Linked DNA regions of Homo sapiens: region 2 is linked to region 1. Evidence: chromatin contacts called from ENCODE Hi-C or POLR2A ChIA-PET data. All regions are on one chromosome and are shown on one strand. The core of a region is the stretch at or near the end of the contact, and the rest is flanking DNA. Distances in the headings are between cores, read along the strand shown.

Evidence for each region. Hi-C counts contacts between places; a loop is a spot of excess contacts on that map. ChIA-PET counts read pairs that join two places held with the same protein, here RNA polymerase II (POLR2A). Pooled maps may share reads with other maps.
Region 2: a map of gastrocnemius medialis shows a loop between it and region 1 (4-fold over the local background). The contact joins two enhancer-like sites. A Hi-C loop is called at or near these places in 11 of 168 maps with a recorded cell type or tissue (PC-3, PC-9, aorta and 7 more) and 7 of 50 pooled maps. POLR2A ChIA-PET finds 5 or more read pairs at or near these places in 2 of 52 experiments (PC-9 and Panc1).

What each region holds. Positions count from the first base shown.
Region 1 is chr2:71,741,657-71,744,556 of GRCh38, reverse strand. It overlaps LOC124907827 (a long non-coding RNA gene), which reads right to left. Exons shown (of 2, transcript XR_007086966.1): 2 at 776-1,853. Among named protein-coding and RNA genes, the nearest start is that of DYSF, 280 kb to the right of the region's middle. Within about 2 kb of position 1,541, at least 11 of the 41 ENCODE cell types and tissues checked have a DNase peak (open chromatin) inside an H3K27ac peak, as active enhancers do; they include ascending aorta, gastrocnemius medialis and psoas muscle, where a contact is called at or near this core.
Region 2 is chr2:71,698,954-71,702,040 of GRCh38, reverse strand. The region is part of intron 1 of LOC124907827 (a long non-coding RNA gene); the gene reads right to left. Among named protein-coding and RNA genes, the nearest start is that of DYSF, 230 kb to the right of the region's middle. Within about 2 kb of position 1,645, at least 13 of the 41 ENCODE cell types and tissues checked have a DNase peak (open chromatin) inside an H3K27ac peak, as active enhancers do; they include ascending aorta, gastrocnemius medialis and psoas muscle, where a contact is called at or near this core.

The DNA.
Region 1 (2,900 bases), core at 292-2,791:
GAAGGCAATGAAAATAGGGCACAGTTCAGAGCAGGGAAGCAGATGCAGCACACATTCCTGTCTGTGCCAAGAGCTGTCATGCAGGCAGGATTGATTCATCACTTCATTCATCTCTTCAGCCATTCATATCATTCACTCCTTGAGCTCTCCCCAGCTGTCATTTGCAGGCCAGGTTCTGTGCAGCCAGGAAGGATTAGATGAGTAAGATGGCCCCTGCCTGAAGGAGTGCATGGCCAGGGTGGGGACACAGATGAGTACGAGCAGTTAGGGGCCACCAAGGCTTCGGGAGGCTAAGGGAAGTGTCTGCATGGGCAGGGACTCTGAGGAAGGAGCATGCAGAAGGAGGCGCCAGCCCCTGGCCTTGAGCCGTGAACAAGAGAGAAGGAATAGCACCACCAGGCCTGCATTTGGGGTCTGAAGAGAGTGGACTTGAGCCAGAAGATCAGGGGAGGCCACCAAAGGGTTGGGAGTGCAATGTGCTCAGACCTATGCTATCGGGTGAAGGATGTCAGTGTCCTGAGCCAGGGCAGGGGTGGCAGGGGTGGGAGGGGTGGCAGGGGTGGGAGGGGTGGGGACCAAGGAAGAGAAGTTGGGGAGAGCAAAGGTCATTGCTGCAGGAAGTAGGGGTGATGTGGGGTATCAACCTAGACACACATTTTTCTGGCCTGAACAACTAGGGAGGTGGTGTTGACCACACACGAGTGGGTTTAGGGGGAGATGATGAGTTCAGCCTTCTCAGAACCACACACAGTTGTATTTTCTTCAAGCACAAAGGTTTTATCAACAGTCCACACGATTTATTGTTCCATCCATCTGCATCTATTATCCTTTAGATTCTGAGTCCTTTATAATCAGAGACAGAGAAGAGCACAGAGACAAGGGGAACAACCCAGAGGGAGAGACCAGCAGAGCCAACTTTTCTCTTCTCTTCTCTTTCCTTCTTCCCTTAGACCATGCCGCTCATGGCTGTGAGCTCATCCCATGGGCTTGCACGGTCCTGAGTCTACTCCCCCACCTCATTCTGACAGCGGTCCTGGAAGGTTTGTGAAATGGAGGCCTCAGGAGGAGTCGTAACTCGTCAGAGGTCACACTTCTCAGGCACTAAACGTTTCCTGATGTCAGTGGGGCCACCGAGACAGGCGGTTCTGCCTCCCCTGGTCGCCATCAAAAGTATCAGGGGCAGGGGATGGTGGAGTGGCCCCCAGGGCCTGGGAAACAGCAAGACTCCTCCTGGCCCATGGAACTGGGTGGCCAGGGGATGCCTCTGGTGGATGTAGCAGGGGTCTCCTCCCCACATGAAAGTTTGAGAATATGAAAAAAATGTCAGGTCTGAATTCCTGTGGAAGGGCCTCCTGACCTTCTCTACTGTGGTGTGGTTTGAGTTTCCTGGAAACCAAGCCCCCGACTAATGGTTCCACTCTCTTTTCTAATAAATACGTGGCCCTGGGCCCGGCTCCCTTCTCTGCTTTGTCATGAGGGACCCGTTATTTATGACTTGGAGATGAGTCACAGGCCTTGGCAAGGAGTTCACTGCTCTGGGCTCAGTGTATTTTTCCACTCAGTAGCAAGCGAAGGAGGGCGCTTGTAAATTCTCCTGTCGAAACGACTCCGTAGGTGTCTTCACAGGGATGCTCCTCCTAGCTTGGCCATAAATCTATTCCCTGTTGGACATTCCTGGTGGTCTTTCGTTGCTGCCCAGGAGAGTGGGTGGGGGCTCTTATGGACTCTGGACTCAGCTCCCATCCCAGCTCACAGGCCACACAAACAAAACTGCCATATCTTCTTTGGGGATTTTTCCAAGATACCTTGGGGCACAGTGAGTTGGGGAGATGGAGGGGTCAGGTCAGTGAGTCCTAGAGAAGAAAAAGGGTGGAACATGAGAAAAAAAGGCAACACGATATAGGGGCTTCTAGAACTCCCCATGACCCACAGAGCCCAGTCTGCATTCCCCAACTGGGCACTCCTGACTCTCTGTGTTAGGGCCAACCCTCACCTAGCCCAGGACTGTCCTGGACACCCTGTGTTTACTCCCTGCTTTGCTCCAGATCTTCTTCACACCTAAAATACCCTTCCCTCCCTCCCATCCACTCTCAGAGCCTCTACTCAAGGACTATGCTGTTATTCATCAGGCAGTGTTGTAGATAATTTCTTATTTCCTACTCATTTGTCTTATTTCCTCAAGTAGATTATGAGCTCCCGAGCAGGAAATCTCATGTCTCTTTTCATCAACTACATGATGACCACGGACTTTGGGGTGGGGGATTAGGGAAGAGGTGTCAAGAACTGTGAAGGAGCTCAGATTCTGTCCTTCTTGCAAGCCAGCAAGCTAGCTGCCACTGTTTCATGGATGCTGGCAGAAGACACAAGACTCCTGGGTCAGAGACAAAGGATAGTTCATTACTCACAAAAATAAGCAGTAACCAGAGAATCAACATTGGCACCAGTCCCGTGAATCCTAATTCCTACAGGGTAATGTAAAGAAGGCCAGGTGATGCCTGCACACACAGTGGGTTGCATTACAGGAGAGAAGGGATCTCTAGCTTAGGCATCCTGAATCTTTTATAATAGGCATAATAATGCCTAAATTTTGATCCAGAGGAAGGCCTTGTCTTTATTATATTGGATAGTAAACAAAGGTGTCCTTTGCTCCAGAGGGAGATACCTTTATCTTCTCAAACTATTAACTAAGCAAACAACCTTGAAAAGGTAGTCAGGAATAAAAGGAGCCTGTGCTTTTCCTGGCAAGATGTGCAGAAACATGACAGACCCATGGAAAACTGTCTCCCACAGGGCACTTCATTAATTTTTTTTATTCATCTCATAATGACCATCTCCAGCATTATCCAAAAACCTTGTCATAGCACACCAGCACAGTGATTCCTAACTCTGGATTGCACATC
Region 2 (3,087 bases), core at 396-2,895, 43 kb after region 1:
GTGTCTACCCAGGGCCCTATGCTCTGCCCTTGGTCAAACTCCCCCATACCCTGAATGGCCTCGAGTCTCAGCAGGGACTAACCCTGCTATACACATGTGCATGTGTGTCTATCTGGTCTTTGCCATGGGTCCTAAGGGCCCCCAAGGGCAGGGCCAGTATCTCCACCATTTGACTGTGGGCTCGGTAAAGGCTCTGTCTTCCCCATCAGAATACACGTTTGCCAATGGCAATGGCCATGCTTTCCCTACCAACATCTGAGCTCTCCAAGTGCAGGGGCTGTATCTCCCCATCAGACCTGAGGCTCTCTGAGAGCACAGATGGGGTCTCCTACATAGGCCTGGGGGCTCACAAGGGGCAAAGGCAATGTGTGCCCCATCAGTGTGCATTCTAAGGGCAGCCATGCCTTTTTCTCCAATCTAAGGGCTCCCCGAAGGACAGCAGATGCTCTCACATCAGACCTGGGGCTCTGCAGAGGCAGAGGCCGTGGCTCCCTCATCAGACTAGTGGTTCCTAATAGAGCAGGCCCACCTACGTAATTCATAGGGCCAAGTACAAAATACAAATGTGCCTTTTTCCAAAATTATTGGGAAAGTCAAGGTGGTGATAGTAGGGCATTAAGCCAAGCGTGGGGCCCTTCTGAGCGTGGAGCCCTGTGTGACTGCATAAGTCACATGCCCGTAGAGCTGGCCCTGTATGGAAGGGACTGTGCCTCCCCTGTAAGATGAGGCGGCAGGTGAGGAACTCAGAGGCCAGGCGGGCACAAAGCCAAAGGGAATGGGAAGAGGCCTGGAGGTGAGCAGGGCAGGCCCCAGGCCCCGAGGAGGGACACACAGGGTCACTTCCCCAAACAATAGGGCATTCATGAGCAGCCTGGCTCCACAGCAGGGCCCTGACGCCAGGCCCCGACGCCAAGCTCAGCCCTGTAATTCATGCTCCAGTCCCTGAGCCGAGCACTGGCAGGGGCTCAAGTAGGAGAAAGTTGATGCTGCGGAGGTGGCCGCAGTGGAAACATCTATTTTTACCCTGGCAGACCGGGAGACAGGTCAGCGGTGGCTTTGAGTGAATCCCAGTGCAGCCACCCAGGGCCTAGTCCCAGCCTAGGGACAGCCCAGACCAGCGGAGGGCCACCCAGGCAGCCCCCATGCAGCACCAGGTCAGGCGGGCCTCAGACCAAGGAGCGAGTCAGAGCATCCCCGGAAGGGGCCCCACCAGGGCCGTCACATTTCTCCCCGGCTCTGCCCCTGACACTCACTTCTGTCCCTGCCTTGTGAACAATGTCAGCTCAGAACAGAAGTGGAGATTCCTGAAGCCCTTCCCCAGCCATTCCTGGTCAAGCCCCACCTCCCCCTCCCCCGCCTCCCCCCACCGCCTCCCCCGGGGTTCCTGGGGATGCCCTGGGCCATCAGAGTCTGAGAATGGAGAAAGCAGAGGGAGGCGTACAGGGTCTCATCTCGCCTGCCCTGAGGTGGGGAGATCTGCTCAGTGACCCTTATCCGGGAGAGGTCGTTGCTGAAGCCAGTGAATGAACACTGATGGGTGACTTTCAGACTCTGCACCAGCCTGGCTGGCACACCGGTTAGGTGGCTCCTACCTGGCTCCCGGGTGAGGCCAGCTTTTCCTCAGTTCTTACCTCCAGCAGCCAGCACTTGAGGCCCCCACCTGTCCCCCCTGCAGGTGGAACACTGTGTGCTGAGGTGTTTACGTTACATAAACCCAACCACGCTCGTCAGGAAATTTGTAGCTCCCCTGAGGAATGAAAACTCAATGCCTTCTTGCACAGGGCCAGGCAGGGATCCTAGCCACAAGCCCCGGGTCCACCTCTGGCTCCTGGATTCCTCTGGTCTGCTGCCAGAGGGAGTAGCATGGGGCGGGTTGGGGAGGGCAGGAATGTCCCCAGCCCACTCACCTCTCTCTGCTCTGGTGGGCAGACAACCAGCCCCTCTGGCAGCCAGCTAAGACTGAAGCAGAGGAGGACCTGGGTCCCCTGCCCTGGGGTTCACCTCCAACCTGGAGATCTGTTGGAGAAGCCACCTGCCTTTGAGTGGCAGTTTAGCATCCCCACTCTGGGAAGCTCTCTCCGCGTTTAAGGACAGTCTGCAGTCCTCATAATCTCCAGTGTTGCCACCCAAGTCTTCTGGGCCCACTCCTCAGCCACCCATCCTGATCCATCGCCTCCTTGACATACTACAAACACTCCTATCCAGTTCTAAGCATGTATTAGCTAGTGTACTCTCAGGTCCAATTTGCCCTCCTTCCTCCCTGTCCAAGTCCCCTTCCTTTGGGGCTGAGGAATGAACAATTGCCCTCCCCAGATGAGAAGGTTGGGGTCAGAGATCCTTGGGGCAGGAGCTACCCTGGAGGATCGGGCAGGGATGGAGAGCCAAGAACCGTCCATCCACATATGGCTGTGAAGTCGTGTCCAACACAGCCCTGGGTTGGGAGGGTGACACCTACATCATTGTCCTTCAAGACGGGGCCCTTAGAGGTGTGCGGTGCTCTGCCAACTTCTGAGGAATAACAGAGGATCTGGGCTCCCCAGGGGCATCACTCACTTTTTATAGGTCTTCTGAGCAGCCCTGAGGCCATCCCCTAACGAGTCCTGCCTGTTCTATGGGGCCTCCCAGATTAGGGTCTCGCTCATAAACCACAGAGGTCTGAGCTTCTATGGGAGGAAAGAAGGGCCATGCCCCAGCCCCAGCTGGGGGAGGAGGGAGGAAAGGGGGCTGCAGACAAATGGTTTTTACACTTTGAGTTAATGAGGGTCAGGCAGGGGCACCCACTGGCAGGAGGGAATAAATGAGAGAAAAATTGATGGGGGGGATGGAGGAGAAGGAGGGGTGAGGGCTTTGAATGAGGGAGGTGAGAGGAACGCCTAGTCATAAAAATCTCTTACAGACGCACACTCACACAAAGACATACATCAGCCCGTGCAAGCTTCCTGAGCCCCGCTGTGTGCCCAGCCTGGGGCTGGAGGCTGTGAAGCGGTGACCTCCGAACGCACTGATAGCAAACCTCCACTGGTGAAAAGTCTGAGCATGCACTCCCCTAGATGCTGATTTATCTCCCCACACGGTCTATCCATGGAC